Regions from separate parts of the Homo sapiens genome. Here region 1 is linked to region 2. A link is a loop called in an ENCODE intact Hi-C map of the cell type or tissue named here. Cell type or tissue: ascending aorta. All regions are shown on one strand.

Region 1 (8,000 bases), 86 kb after region 2:
GATATAACTGTTCTATTAAACGAGAAACTGGCGAATAGATAAACTAGATAAACTTCTCCCTAAATAATCTATGCTTAGACTTCTTACAAAGCCTTCCTCAATCAAAACTGTAACCCTTAGTATTATTTGTAGGGCGTGGGTAATCTTTAGATTCTTTGTACTTTTCAATGTTTTTTTTTCAATTTTTTCAAAAATGATAATGTACCATTTTAACAATAATGAAAAAAGTTAAGCATATATTTTGAGTAATTTAAGTCTATATTCATGAAGGGAATATTCAAATATTAATTTAAGGAAACACCCTCTGATCATCCCTTTTTATCACACATAACTCAAAATAGTTATCTAAGAAATATGCAAGAACAGTATAATTTATTATTTTTGGCCCTCTCCACATGAAGAAGTCAGAATACATCACTACTCAATGTGTTTCTCATGTTATTTTAGACCTTTTAGAAGTCTTCCAACCTTTCACTACTTTAAAAAAGTCAGTTCTTGAATGTGGTTTTTCTAATTTTATCTTTTCTATTTCCTGCATTGATAACATGCTTCAATAGGTCTACTATTATATTCCTGAACTGCTTTCAAACTTATTACTTTATGCATATTTACCATCTCAATCTGGTCCTTCATGCATCTACCTTTGCTAAAAACGAACAATGATTCATGCCTTATTGAAGGAATCAGCCCTCATAGGAAGCTAAGAGATGGCGCTCTCACGAGTTCTCTAATACCAGCCGTGTTTCCCATCTTTGGCAGATGAGAAAAATGTAGCACATGAGGCCCATGTGAATGTGATATTTGCCAAGTGTCCCTTAGCTCTGTATGGAAAATGGGGAATGACAAGCTCATTCAAATAGATGGATTCATAACTGTTTGAACAGCTTCTCTCAAGAGGTACTTCCCTTTATCATGTGTTTTACATTTGTATCAGAAACTGGGATTAAAATAGAGAATGCAAGGTTAAAAAAAAAAAAACTCTGCAAAACAATGAAACTGGAAAAGATAGCAGTGAATGAACCATAATTTAAAAAGATAATGCTCTAAGTGGATGACTTATATTTAGTAAACTAAAATTTAATTTTTATCCATAAACATTTAGGAATGCCATATTCCAGGCATGGTATCAGATGTTAAAGCACAAAAAATAATAGCATGCCTGCTCTCAAAGATGATACCTGAGTGAGAATAAATTATAAATTCCTGAATTTATAATTTATAAAATCTAACTGAATAAAAACAGGATAAAAGAGATGTGACTTAAAAACATTGTAAAAAGTTGTGAATTATTTTAAATGAATTTGTGAACACAACAGAATATGAATCCTGATACAACTTAAGCTGTATTAAGAAAACTATAGCATCTAGAATGAGGAAAATAGTAATCTTTCGTAAGTTTCTTTTAATTAACTCTTTTTTTTTTTTTTTTTTGAGACAGAGTCTAGTTCTGTCACCCAGGCTGGAGTGCAGTAGTGGGATCTCAGCTCACTGCAATCTCTGCCTCCTGGGTTCAAGCAATTCTCCTGTCTCAGCCTCCTGAATAGCTGGGACTACAGGCACATGCCACCACCACACCTGGCTAATTTTTGTATTTTTAGTAGAAACGGAGTTTCATCATATTGGTCACGCTGGTCTCAAACTCCTGACCTCAGTTGATCCACCTGCCTCGACCTCCCAAAGTGCTGGGATTACAGGCATGAGCCACCGCAAGCAGCCTAATTAACTCTGACTTAAAAATATAATTATCTCTTAATCAGAGTACAAACTTCATAAAGGCAGGATTGTATCGCAGCACCTAGTACAGTGTCTTGCAGGTAATGATCTTCAATACCACTGTGCTGGTTGATTAAATAAATAAACAAAGGAGCAAATGAAGGATAACATCATTCTCCTCTAGTCAGACCAGTCACACCTGGCCTATCTGATGGTCTAGACATACACTTTTAAGAATATCAACAACGGGAAATGCAGGCTGGGCACAGTGGCTCATGCCTGTAATCCCAGCATTTTGCAAGGCCAAGGCAGGCGGATCACTTGAGTCCAGGAGTTTGAGACCAGCCTGGGCAACATAGGGAGACCCCATCTCTACAAAAAATACGAAAAATCAGCCAGGCCTGGTGGTGCATACCTGTAGTCCCAGCTACTCAGGCGGCTGAAGCGGGAGGATCGCTTGAAACAGGACGGTTGAGGCTGCAGTGAGCTGTGATCATGTCACTACACTCCAACCTGGGTGACAGAGCAAGACCCTATCTCAAAAAGAAAGAAAGAAAGAAAGAAGAATTGGAAGAAAGCAGAGAAAAGAAAGGAATATGAAAGCTCCATTCACTAGAAAGATTTTGGTTCATCCTTCTAGACCACCTTCTCTGGAGCAAAATCCTATTCTCAAATGACTCAGAAAATACCTAATAATGTATATACATAGAATAATAAAACAAATATGGCAAAATGTTAAAACTGAATTAAGGGCATTCAGAAGTTCTCTGTGTTATTCTTGCACTTTTTCTGTAAGTTTGGAATTATCATAAAATAAAAATGTTTTTTTAAAAGACTGCTTATTGGCATGATGATTCTGTAACAAAGGGCAGAGACAGCGATTAAATGTGAGTGGCCGCTGGATCTCAGGAACCTGTGGGCCAACCAATGCCAGTGGAGAATGCCAAGCCCTTGGGCCACAGGCACACCAACAGTCCAGAAATCCTTTGGTGGCAGAGGCAGCAAGGAGAGAGGCCAATGCAAAGACAACAGGATGGGGCCCTCTACCAGGCAGCAGTCCCCAGACAGGGGCCATCTGTACACCACCTCTTCCTGCACCCAACGCCATGTCAGAAGGAGGAGAGAGAGGGAAAACCTTTTAAGAAGGAAGATATAAGCCTGATACAGAGTTTAAGTTTTTACTTAACTGGGCATTTACCCCTCCCACATCTCCCAGAAAACCTGAGTCACTCCAAAACAGACTGCTGGAAATTTGAACAGATGATGTAATTTTTAATTGACCACTTAATGTGCTTTTCTGTCCTCAATGGGGATGAAAGTTCCAGAGTAAAGGAGAACAGTTGAAAAGAATACAAGTACATTTTCATATACAATACAAAGCATGATTCAGACCCTACTCATTAAGGGGCAGAGCAAGATGGCAGAATATAAGGCTCCACTGGTCATCGCCCCTGCAAGGAAACCAATTTAACAACTGTCTACAGAAAAAAAGCACTTTCGTAAGAACCAAAAATCAGGTGAGCACTCATAGTACCTGGCTTTAACTTCATGTCAAAGACGCTACTCACTAAGAAAATGGAAAGCAGGCTGGGTACAGTGCCTCACACCTGTAATCCCAGTGTTTTGGGAGGCTGAGGCAGGAGGATCACTTGAGCCCAGAACTTCTAGACTAGCCTGGGCAACATAGCAATAGCCCATCTCTACAAAAAAATAAAAAATTGGACGTATGTAGTGGCATACACCTGCAGTCTTAGCTACTCAGGAGGCTGAGAGGACAGCCTAAGCCCAGGAGTTCAAAGCTGCAGTGGGCAGCACTGTGAAGTGCACAGGCTGTCGCCCAGGCTGGAGTCTCTAAAAACATTTTCTTTTCATTTAAAAAAAAATTTTAGAAAGAAAATGGAAGGTAGTGCTTACTATCTCTTTCAGCAAAAGAAACTACTCCAACAGCTGCTGTTTTCCTTGCCCATAGTCATAGCAAATTACTGACCAAGTTGGAAACTTAGAACCAGAGCCTGTATCTTTTCAAATTCTTTCCTTAGGCAAGCAAATCAGACTCCTTCACATTATTTAAAACAAACAACAATGGAATGTTGGATTGGCAAGAGATAGGCACAGCTCCTGTTTCATTTTGCTAGTTTTCTTTGCTGATTTTTTAAATTAAAAACAAACAAAAATCCTTTCCCTATTGGAGGGTTCTCTTATTTCTGACTGAAAACTTCTTACCTAATCTATGAATTATCCTCTCTTACCACATGACTGGAGCGTGATTTAGGAGAAGGCATGCTGGGACACATAGCAGACCACTGTGTTCCTGTCCTAGGTACGCCAGTCACTGGCGGGCAGTGTGGCTTTGCGCCACTTCCTCACCTCAGTGGGTCTCAGTGTCCCTATCTGCAAAAGCAAAGCAGCAATAACAACACCTGCCCTATGTCCCTCCCAGAGATACCACGAGGAAAGAACGTGCTCCATTTTGTAAAATCGCTTTTTAAACTGAAACATCACATAAATGCAAGGGAATGAAGTGGTGCTGATGTTATTAGAGGAGTTATAGAGGAGTATAGTGGTGCTGATGTTATTAGAGGAGTTATGGGAGCCAAGAACTTCCCATTAGACAGACCATTATATTCCTGCTATTCAGCAGTTCTGCTTAATGCTTCCTGCAGTCATGGGGCAGAGGCCACTGAGGCAGCATTTGCCATTTGCATTGCATCGCTCCACGTTGGAATGCAGATATTTTCAGATGTAGAGCAAATACAGGTTTTCAGTGGGACACTGAATGGGGGGGACATTGTCTTTTCTTTTAAAATATCACCACCTAAAACAAAGAGTAACAAAGTTTTTCTAAAGACAATTCTGACAACAAGTTTTCCTTTTATTTGCCTCATGATCCATGGAGGAAGAAAAAAAATAAAGGCTTCCAAAAAGTCATTTTCTCAGGCTAGATAGTATGTTTCTTCTCTGGGTTCTCTGGTTGGAGTTTACAACTCATAGTATAATTATTGGTCTACTTTTCAATTACAGTGAGTAGCTTATGAGCTTCTTAAGAACAGGAACTATCTGTTTCTTAATCCAGAGATGTTCAATGACTGCTTGATGAATGAATGACATTCTTCCTGATGCAATTAGCCCCTTGCATCAAATTCAGTCTTCCTACTTGGCATTTTATGTCACATATGTAGATCATGAAAAGTACCCATGAATATTTCATCACAGAAACCTTCATTCACAAACAAGCAGCTTTCAGTAGATATAAGGGCTCTCCCTACAAATATCTATTAGTAGGAAAAACAAACAAAACTGAAGAAGGAGCATATAAATATTCGAGTAATTAAACTCTAGAGTTTTTCTTTAGTTCTTCAATATGTGGCTGTTTCCATAGTTAATGTGCTGTATTTATTCAGCCTGTGGTATCAAGCAGGCATATGAAATGGTTTTGCTATACAGGGATGCTATTACTTTAAAAAATAAAAACAAAAACACCTAAGCTAATATTAAGGAGGGGTGATGGCAAATAAACGCTATATATTGGGTCCTGGATTGCTGGAATGAAGGGCTCAAATTCTGTCACAACTACTAACTAAGAAAACAATGACTACAGCCCCAAACCACAAGAGAAATTCAAGTCTTGGTTTCATACTTTCCTGCTTTCTAAATTACAGCCACCTATAATAACTCAAAATAAAATATTCTATAACCCATTAATCTAAAATGATCACCGAAGAAATCCATCCATACCACTTGGTCACTAAAGACTTTCCACATCTGTAGACTGACGAAACATCAAAAGAAAAGTAAACCATGCATGAAATTCACATCAAACTCATGTTCTGTTTGCTCTTCTGCAATTACCACCTAAATTTCTCTGGCTAAGTCAGAGAACTTGGGTAGAATGGCACTGTTAAGTCATTTCTTACCCAAATAAATCACCAGGCCGGGCGTGGTGGCTCACACCTGTAATCCTAGCACTTTGGGAGGCCCAGGCGGGCAGATCACCTGAGGTCAGGAGTTCGAGACCAGCCTGACCAACATGGAGAAACCCTGTGTCTAATAAAAATACAAAATTAGCTGGGCGTGGTGGCACATGCCTGTAATCCCGGCTACTAGGGAGTCTGAGGCAGGAGAATTGCTTGAACCTGGGAGGCAGAGGTTGTGGTGAGCCGAGATCACGCCATTGCACTCCAGCCTGGGCAACCAGAGTGACAGGAAACTCCATCTCAAAAAATAAATAAATAAATAAATCACCAGAGTCACATAACATTTTGGTTAATGTCTTGATGTTAGTCTGCAGAGGGGTATCTCATTAAGGTGAGGAGACTCACCTTAACAAAAATTCAAATCTAACTCTTGGGGTTTTAGTTGAGGAGTTTAAGGTGTATGACTCAGCTGGAAATAGAGAGAAGGACAGAGACCAAAAATTTGGCAAGTGTGGTAGATTATAAACGGCCACAAATTCTTTGTCACCCTTCCTGTCAAGAAGTGAGGTCTATGGCCCCACTTCTTGAATCAAGGTGGTCTCTGTGACTACTTGACCAATACAACACTGTGTTAGTTTGGGGTCCAAATCTTAAAGACTAGCAGTTGCTACTTCTTGTCATTTGGAATACTAAAGCTCAGAACCACATTGCTATGCTGTGAGGAAGCTCAAGCAACAACATGGAGAAGAACAAAGCCCCTGACAACAGTTCTAGCTAAATTCCCAGCTGACAACCAATACTAACTGGCCAGCCAGGTAAGTGAGCCATCATAGCAATGGCTCCTCCAGCTCCAGCTGAGCCACCCCAGGTGATTCCAAGTGGGCAGAGATGAGTCATTTCCTCTGAGACCTGCATAAACTTCAGATTCATAAGCAAATAAATGATTGTTATTGTTTTAAGTCTACTAAGCTCTGTGGTGATTTGTTACACAGCTATTGATATGCAGCATAGGAAACATTAACAGAAGAATAACATTACTGCATCATGAGAAACAAATGACCCATTTGCACTCTTGGCTGACCAGACAAAACTAGAAATAGTGTCCAGTTTTGGTTGTAACCATCTAGAAACTATGACAGGTCAAATTCAAAGAGATCAGAATGGAGAGAAGCATGAAATATGTCACAGGAGAGAGAAGTGACATAACTGAGGATGTGTAGCTTGGATATACGAAGATCCACCAGGGACTGGTAGGGAGAATATTTTACATATTTGAAAGACTACTTTGTAAAAACACTAGAGTGGTTTTATCTTAAGATCAGTGGGTAGGAGGCTGTAGAGAGGTAAAGTTCATCTTCGATAAGGAAGACTTCATTCTAAGGAAGAACATTCTAACAGTCATTCAGAAAGGAAATGGACAAATGGCCTTTAGAATCAAGATGTGCTATAATATCTCTCCTGAAAAGTTACTCCCTACCCTCAATTTTCAAATTTGCAAGAATTCCAACTCATTACAGGAGACAAGTCCTGTGTACAACTCTGAACATGGCGGCCCTATAGGGAATTGCTGATGTTGGTGAACAGCATTCTGGACCTAAAATTCAAGAAACCCTTGATTTTTCCATTAGCATTCCTCTTCTAGGGTGCATGTTTTCCACGTTCCTTAACTGGCCTGCCACTGAAGCATAATCTGCCCATAAGTGCAATCCTGTCCTTTCTAAAGTGAACCAAAGACATAAATGTATATGTGCTGTTAACAGGTGGAAAGCAAGTACAAAATGTTAGGAAGACCTCTGGGCATGAGGCAAAAAAAAACTATGCATTTTCCTGTTTCATAATAGCATGATATTTAGGAGTGCACTGTGGCTTTAGGAGAAAAAAGAAGAAGAAAAAGGAAAAAAAAAAAACGAGGGGGCTCCCCCAACCAACCTATGACTAAGGGACATAATCCAGCAGCTTCAAGGAGCACAGAGTTGCCAACTTTTAGCATGATGGAGTTACAATCAGGATTCTGAGTGACCCTAGGCAACTGAGTTAGTCTTTGTGCACCTCGTTTTCCTCATTTGGAAAATGGGAGCATTAAGGTCAATCAACATGGTTGCTGTTGAAGATTTTTTTTAAAAGCCAAAAACAGATTTACCATAGATACTGGGCCTGGCACATAAGACATTTTAAAAATAATCTAGGTTGTTTCTTCTCCAGTAAAATGGGAAATTGATGACAGAACATTCTAACATAGCCAATTTCCCTTCCTCTTCCACTAAGACTATGAGCTCCTCCAAAGCAGAACCATTTCTCACTTACTGACCTAAACTCAGCACTTACTATAGCACTGACCACATGCTTGCTGAACCAGTTAACTCATTTCCAACA
Region 2 (8,000 bases):
ATGGGGGACACAGGGTTTTAGCATCAGTTATTGAGATTTTGTGCTCCCTCAGTCCCCTCATTCGCCCCAACAATATCGCCCAAGAATGATTATCCAGCCAAGGATTATTTTGATAATCAAAATCATGGACACTTACTATTTTTTGTGTGTTTGTGTAAACTAAGTCTAGGGACACAGAGCTCATCTAGGAAGATGAGGAGGAGGGCATCCTAAAGGTACATGGTAGTGCTCCAATCTGCAATACCGTCCCTCCCCGCACCCTCACGCCATCTCACTTTCTGCTTAGACAGCAATAACAGGTGCCTCTCCACCTCGTCCTCCCCATTCCCCGAAAAAAGATTTGTAGAATTTAAGATGTGAAAAGCTGGGAACCACTGCACTAAACCACACTGTATCCAGTACTCCATACACAGATTGCCAAATGGCTGAAGAACAAGGTCTAGCCCTTAAAACGAATGAAGCTGGATGGCTAAAAGAGCATTGCAACAGAAATCTTTGTTCTACAAATGAACTGAACCTACCCAGACGGTCCTAACCATAAGGCCTATGGCATCCTTTCTAAGAGCCACAGTTTTGTTGACAAGGAACACCATGCTGCTATTTTTAAAGGAAGCATTCATCTTTCTGACAGCTAGTCAGTAAGTCACCTTTTGTGGTCAAACTTTGCGTGATTTGGCCTTAGGAAGCTCACCTGGGCGAGAAAGGGTAGGGGAAGAATGTGTCCTTCTTCCTACTGGATAAAAGCTATGCATAAATCTCAGACAAAAATTAGAGAAAAAAAAAGAATCCCCCATGGCGCTAAAATGTCAGAATATACATTTCCTAATAGATTAACAAGTACTATAAATATTTACATGATCTGCTGATATACCTAACTTGTAGGGGGAATATGGGAACAGGGGAAGAAGCAGCCAGATAAATATTAAAGCGTATTTTTAAAATAATTATGCTGTAATCATTTTTTTTTAAATCCATTTTCCTGAAATAAGGGATTCCGTCTCTTTTCGGAGAAGCCATTTAATAGCCAAATTAAAGAGAGGTTAGCTCCATCACTACACCGGTTCCCTTATCACCACTCTAATCTCCATGGTCACCCAGAGTTTGCCAACTAGAATTTTGGATGAATTAAGATTTGCTTATTTAATAATGTAGAGGAGATCAGGAAATAGGTGGTGTCTCAAGACTTTAAATGAACACATGCCTTCAGTCTGGGTTTTAAGAAGTTTTATTGTTATAAGTAACTTCAGACACAGAAATAAAAAGAAAAAAGAGAAATGTTTTTCTCTTTTAATAAAGAAAAATATAAAGCCTCCAACATATTATTAAAATGACTTTGCTTTTAATTTCAACATAGAAGTTCTCTGTTTAAAACTATTAATAGTTTATTAACATAAATCTTTAGTGAGTGAAGAAAAAAATGAGATGGAAAACTTTCAGGGCTGGAATGAGCTCTTATTTTCCATTTAATATTTGGGTAGGAACAATTCTTGGAAATGATCACAAACGCAATAATTACTGGCTTAATCCTAAATAGATTTGCAGCCGTTCCTTTTCGTGTTATTTTTGGCATGCTGGCTGTGGCATGCTGTAATGTTGACATAACTGGTTTCTCAGAAAACAAGATTTGTGACAATTTGCTCCATTCTGCTCCAAAGACAATCAATCTGAGGCTTTCAAAGCAGGGCTAAAAATGCACACAAATCTCCCCCCTCGCAGCTGCTTCTTGTTTAACATTGTCAAATTTTCTTAATTAAAATTTGAGATTTTATGCTTGGCTTCCTCTCCCCTTCCTCTAAAGCTCAAATGACACTTTGCCTTTTTTAGCTATATGGAAGTCTACAAAAAGCCAGACAAAGGCCCTAATTGTTTTATCAGAAGACCTCATTTTTAAGTTTGTGCTTAGTATTTTTCATCTATATTACATTTTATCCAATCTGAATCTTAGCAGGCTTAATTCAGCTTTGAGGGTGAACAGAACATGTATTTCACCCAAAATCATAATTACTGATGAAATATTGGAGGCATTTCCTGAGGTTTTCTCATAAGTCTTCAGTCACATGGCTTTCAATGCCATCTGCATACCAAAGACTCACAACTTTTTATCTCAACCCAAGCCTCTTTTCCAAATTCCAGTGTCATTTATCTAATTGCCCTCTCAACATCAAGATGTCTTATAAGATCCTTAATAAGGATCTTAAACTCATTATGTCCATAATGCCTTCTGAGCATTCCTCCAAAACCTGCTCAGTCTGCCACTTTGCCCATCTCAGCTGATGCAACTCCACCCTTCTGGTCATTCAGGCCCAAACCCCAGACATCATACTATGGTCTGGGTCACTGTGATGGCCTCGTCTCCTGCTTCTACCTCATCCACCTCACTCTACCCTCAATATCCAGTCTTTTCAAAACTTGTTAGCCCATGCCACTCCTTTGCTGAAAACTGCAATGGTTGCTCATTTCAGTCAGGGTAAAAGTCAAAGTTTTTTAAATGGCCCCATTACATTCTGAAGATTACTTATAAACCTGCCATTCAGAGACAATATTATAGGTCTCTTGCTTTTCTGCATACCTCAAAGAAAAGGTACTGACTGGCTTTGTTCCAGACTAGCTTTTCAAAACTGTTTGGAATGAGCAGCTTTGTAAGATATAGTGTCTCCCCCCAGAGAAGAAGGCAGGTTTGCTTACTGTTCAGTGTGAGGCAAAGAGAATGTCTATCTTCCGAGGAAAGGGCAAGAAAGTTTGCTTGCAGTCTGTTATAAAAGATTCAGGTTTGGCCAGGCGTGATGGCTCATGCCTGTAATCCCAGCACTTTGGGAAGCCGAGGCGGACGGATCACAAGGTCAGGAGTTCGAGACCAGCCTGGCCAACATGGTGAAACCCTGTGTCTACTAAAAATACAAAAATTAGCCAGGTGTGGTGGCAGGCACCTATAACCCCGGCTACTCGGGAGGCCTTGGCAGGCAAATCACTCAAAACCGGAAGGCAGAGGTTGCAGTGAGCCCAGATTGCACCACTGCATTCCAGCCTGGGAGAAAGAGCAAAACCCCATCTCAAAAAAAAAAAAAAAAAAAAAGATTCAGGTTCCCTGAGAGGCTCCTCTGCTGTGACACAAACCCATTGAGGGTGCAGCAGCCACCTGAGCCCCTCCACATCACCCTTGTGGGACTTGGCAGGCAAGGGGAATTGACACAAATGTGCCAGTGTTCATGACGCTTGTTGTGCCATGAGTAATAAAGCATTTTTTTCTCTGACCCAGGATTCTCATGTCTTCTGCCAGAATCCACAAAACTGTGCAGGCTAACCTTGTTAGCTTGCAAGAAGAGTAAAATCTGACTTTCGTCAGTACTTAACCACCTATGTGACTCGTCTCCTGCTACTGTCCCCTCAGTGCCTCAGGCCAGCCACATGGTCTCCTTGATGTCCTCAGAACACATTTGGCACACCCTTTCTTAAAGCCTTTGTATGGGCTTTTGTTTTCTTCCTGAAATGCTCTTCCCCCAGATATCAATTTAGCTCCCTCCCCTCTGTCAAGTCTTTGCTCTAACTTGACCTTCTTGATGAAGCCAGCTGTAACCATCTTTTTTAAAACTACAACTGACATCCTTCCCCACCTCAGCATCCCCAGGTCCCCTTACTTGGATACCTTTTCTCTTTCCAAATGCACCTATCACCTTCTACAGATTATTTAGGGGTCAGTGAATGTTTTTTTAACAAGTCAGATAGTAAATATTTTAAGTTTGTTTGCCTTAGATATCTGTTGCAACTATCCAACTCTGCTGGTGTATTTTGAAAGCAGCTGTAGATAATATGCAAATGAATGGGCATGGCTGTGTTCTAGAACACTACTTATAAAATAGGCAGTCTGCCTGAGGGCCTTAAATTGCCAACCCCTGCATTATATAATTTACTTATCCCATTTATTGTGTAATGCCTGACCCATCCCATTAGAATATAAGCTCCAAGAAGGACACAATCTGTTTATTCACCAGTATTTTCCAAGTGCCTGGAGCCGTCTGACAGGAAATAGTAGGAACTCAATCAACATTTGCAAACAAAAGTGTCATCAGGGAACATATAGTTGTGGATCACTTTTCAAGTAACCTAAACCAGAGTTAGATTCCAAATGATAGATGATATTTTGGGGGTAACTTACCTGGGTTATAATGACCACTTACCCTTAACTATCCCACTCACCAGTCCATAGGGTGAACTTCCAGCAGCCATGTTTGTTCCAAATGACCCTGTTCTCTTAGTTACAATTGTTTGAAGGGAGGGTCACCACACCTCTCCCAAGCTAGGCCAATAAAAACTCCCCCTATGAGGACTTGTAACCTGTACTGAGAAAGAGGGTCACAGAATTCTAATATGTGAACTCAGAACCATGGATAGATGGGTAGAATTGTACCTACCTGTCTCCTTGAATCTGGGCATAGCCACATGACTTGCTTAGACCAATGAAATATGGATGGAAGTGATCCATGTGAAAATTCTGGATGGAAGCTTTAAAAGTCAATGTGATTTTCAATAAATGGTGATGGGACAACAGGATATCCACATGCAAAAGAATGAAGTTGAACCTCTACCTCACATCATATACTCAAATTACTTCAAACTGGATCAAAGATCCAAATTTAAGAGTTAAACTATACAACTCTTAGAAGAAAACATAGGTATAAATCTGTATGACCTTGGATTAGGCAATGGACTTTTAGATATGATACTAAAATCACAAGCAACCAAAAAAACAAAAACAAAAACAAAAACAAAACAGATAAATTGGACCTCACAAAAATTAAAAACTTTTATGTCAAAGGACACTATCAAAAAAATGAAAAGACAAATCACAGAACAAAATATTTGCAAATCACGTATCTGATAAAGATGTAGTAAGAAAACCAAATTTTAAAATGGGCGAAAGCTTTGAATAGCTTTTTCTCTCCAAAGCAAATACATAAATGGTCAAAAAGTACGTGAAAAATGCTCAATATCATTAGTCATTAGAAAAATACAAATCAGGCTGGCGTGATGGCTCATGCCTGTAATCCCAGCACTTTGGGAGGCCAAGATGGGTGAATCACCTGAGGTCAGGAGTTTGATGCCAGCCTGGCCAACATGATGAAACCCTATCTCTACTAAAAATACAAAAATTAGCTGGGCATGGTGGCGCATGCCTGTAATCCCAGCTACTTGGGAGGCTGAGGCAGGAGAATCACTTGAACCCGGGAGGCAGAGGTTGCAGTGAGCCAAGATCACACCACTGCACTCCAGCCTGGGTGACAGAGCGAGACTCCATCTCAAAAAAAAAAAAAAGAAAGAAAGAAAGAAAAAAGAAAAATACATATCAAAAACCACAATGAGATACCACTCATTATCTTGTATTTTAATACAAAGTAAATTTTGTATTAAAGGCAAAATTACAGCTGTAAATAGGTCAGTGTTTTCCTGGGCCTAAGAGGTTGAGTTTAGGGATTGACAGCAAAGGGACAAGAGGGAACTTTTTGAGGTGATAGGTGCGTTCTAAAACTGGATTATGGTGATGGCTGCACAAAAGTACACATTTACTAAATGTAGACCTGTTTTTAAAAGGAGTAAATTTAATGGTATTTAAATTATACCTCAATAAAGGCATTCTTTTTTTTTTAAAGCCAGTATGCAATTTGCCAAACTTCTCTTTGCCATGGCAATGAGTATAATCCTAGATGGTGAGGGTCCAATGGCCTCCACAGTGCAGAACAAGGTTCTCTACTGACCAAAAATGCACATGTAGTGTGAGCAAGAAAAAAACTGTTATTTTAAGCCGCTGAGACATGTGGGGCTGTTTGTTACTGTTGCATATGCTAGCCCATTCTAATTAATACAGAAATCAGTCCAGAGATGGTATTGGCTCAAGTTAATATTAAGTTTCATTAATTAAGGCAACAGGAATGAGTAATGTCTTAGACACACTGTGGTGTGGTTATTTGGCATATGATGCTGTATCAAATAGAATAAATTTTTTAGAAAATTGTACTACTGAAGAACCACCTGCACTGAAAAAGGCTGACTTTTTGAAACTTAAAATGATCCTTTGGCCCCAGTGTGAGGCAGGAAAGGTTGAGAAAGTTGTTCTGCTCCTGGGGAGGGCAATTTCTTTGACAGTCTCTTCAGATATGGCAAAGAAAAATCACAGAAAATAAAAAAAATCTCTCAGAAGGTGAACCCAGATGCCACAGAGACTAATGAACAAGAGCACTACTCCAGGAAATGGGCTCAAGGCCCAATCAAAGAACATTCTCTATTCTCAAGATATGGAAGCTCAAAACATGAGATTTCAGAATCATTACAGACCAGTGCTCACTGTGGTTTCCCATGCTTCACTTTTCATCTTCTAAATGGGAGTGTTCACTGTGGTTATCCCACTTCTGTTCAATCAGTGTCTTAGTTCATTCTGTGTTGCTATAATGGTATGCCACAGACTTGTAATTTATAAACAAATTTCTTCCTTAGTCCTGGAGGCTGGGAAGTCCAAGGTCAAGGGGCTCGCATCTGGTAAGAGCCTTCATGCTGTGTCATCCCAAAGTGGAAGGCAAAAGGGCAAGAGAGTGCAAGAAAGCAAGAAGGAAAGAGAGCAAGAGAGGGCCAGACTTGCTTTCACAAAAACCCACTCCTGCAATATCAAACCCTCTCCCAAGATAACATTAATCCATTCATGAGGATGGGCCCTCTTCACAGTCCTACCTCTTAATACCATCACTATGGCAATTAAATTTCAATGAGTTTTACTGGGCACATTCAAACCACAGAAACCAGTACATACATTGTGTGTTGAGGGCAAATAACTGTTAAGCCCACGGTGTCCAGATCAATTGGAGCCACATTTGGATTCAAAATAAGACAAGAGGGCATGCCACAGAGATGTTACAACCAGAAGGGATTTTTTTTCCCCAAGATGGAGTCTCACTGTGTTGCCCAGGCTGGAGTGCAATGGCACGATCTCAGCTCACTGCAACCTCCACCTCCTGGGTTCAAGCAATTCTCCTGCCTCAGCTTCCCCAGTAGCTAGGATTACGGGCACCTGAAACCATGCCCAGCTAATTTTTGTATTTTTAGTAGAGACAGGGTTTCACCTTGTTGGCCAGGCTGGTCTCGAACTGCTGACCTCAGGCAATCTGCCCACCTCAACCTCCCAAAGCACTGGGATTACAGGCATGAGCCACTTCGCCTGGCCCCAGAAGGGATTTTTGTTGTTACATCCCTTGGTGGAGAAGTGAGCGTATTTTGTGTGTAGGAAAAAGAGTGAATCAGATATCTGGCAACCAGAAAGATAGTCATTTGTGCTACTCACCATCTACTTCTGGTGCTTCTTCCAGACACATTAGCATTGTACTTTCCTGCTCAGTTGAAGTTAGGTAAAGCTGTGTCATTTGCTTTGGACATGAAATATATGTCACTTCCAGGTGGAAGCTGTAAGACTAAGACAGCCAGTTAAAAGGGGTCACTGGAGAACCTCCAACCAGCCTGGGCACTGGGAAGAGTATACAATGGGGTGGAGCATACACTGGGGTGGAGCCTCGGGAAGTTCACGCTATTTGCAGTGGGGAAGAGCCTGGCCTCTCCTGTTCCGAGGTGGTACATGGGATTCAATCTGTGAGGCGGGAAGCCTGCTAGCAGGACTCTTGCTTTGCCAAGCATCCCTGTTTCCTCTTTTTTTTTTTTTTTTTTTTTCCTTTTCACCTAATAAACCCTGCCGTTCTCACCCTTCAAAGTGTCTGTGAGCCTAATCTTTCAAGGTAGTGTAACAAGAACCCGGCTTTTAACAGAACTAAGGAGAAAGTCCTACAACAAGACCATTTTATATACACCATGCCTCCTTCCTCTTCTCATTCTAGATAGTGGAGTCTCTGGCAATCCAGGGCCCTGTGTGAGGATAATATGGAGCTGATCCCTCCCTGGCCTGAAATAGAGATGGAGCATGAGAGGAAAATAAGCCTTTGCTGTTGTGGACATATTCCTCCCATCAA

The links. Peaks named below come from ENCODE experiments on the same cell type or tissue, not always from the same donor. Only the 100,000 strongest peaks of a DNase experiment are listed, where the experiment ranks them.
Region 1: it touches region 2 in a loop (4-fold over the local background); 3 of 110 quality-filtered maps call a loop at or near these places.

The regions. Positions count from the first base shown.
Region 1 is chr9:15,240,330-15,248,329 of GRCh38, forward strand. All of the region lies in intron 2 of TTC39B (tetratricopeptide repeat domain 39B), which reads right to left. Among named protein-coding and RNA genes, the nearest start is that of TTC39B, 63 kb to the right of the region's middle. In ascending aorta, no CTCF peak of the experiment used is centred here; a DNase peak (open chromatin) is centred at 4,069; H3K4me3 peaks cover 900 bases; H3K27ac peaks cover 7,670 bases.
Region 2 is chr9:15,154,411-15,162,410 of GRCh38, forward strand. The region is part of intron 2 of LOC124902123 (a long non-coding RNA gene); the gene reads left to right. Among named protein-coding and RNA genes, the nearest start is that of TTC39B, 150 kb to the right of the region's middle. In ascending aorta, no CTCF peak of the experiment used is centred here; DNase peaks (open chromatin) are centred at 287, 1,591, 3,171 and 5,061; H3K4me3 peaks cover 947 bases; H3K27ac peaks cover 6,698 bases.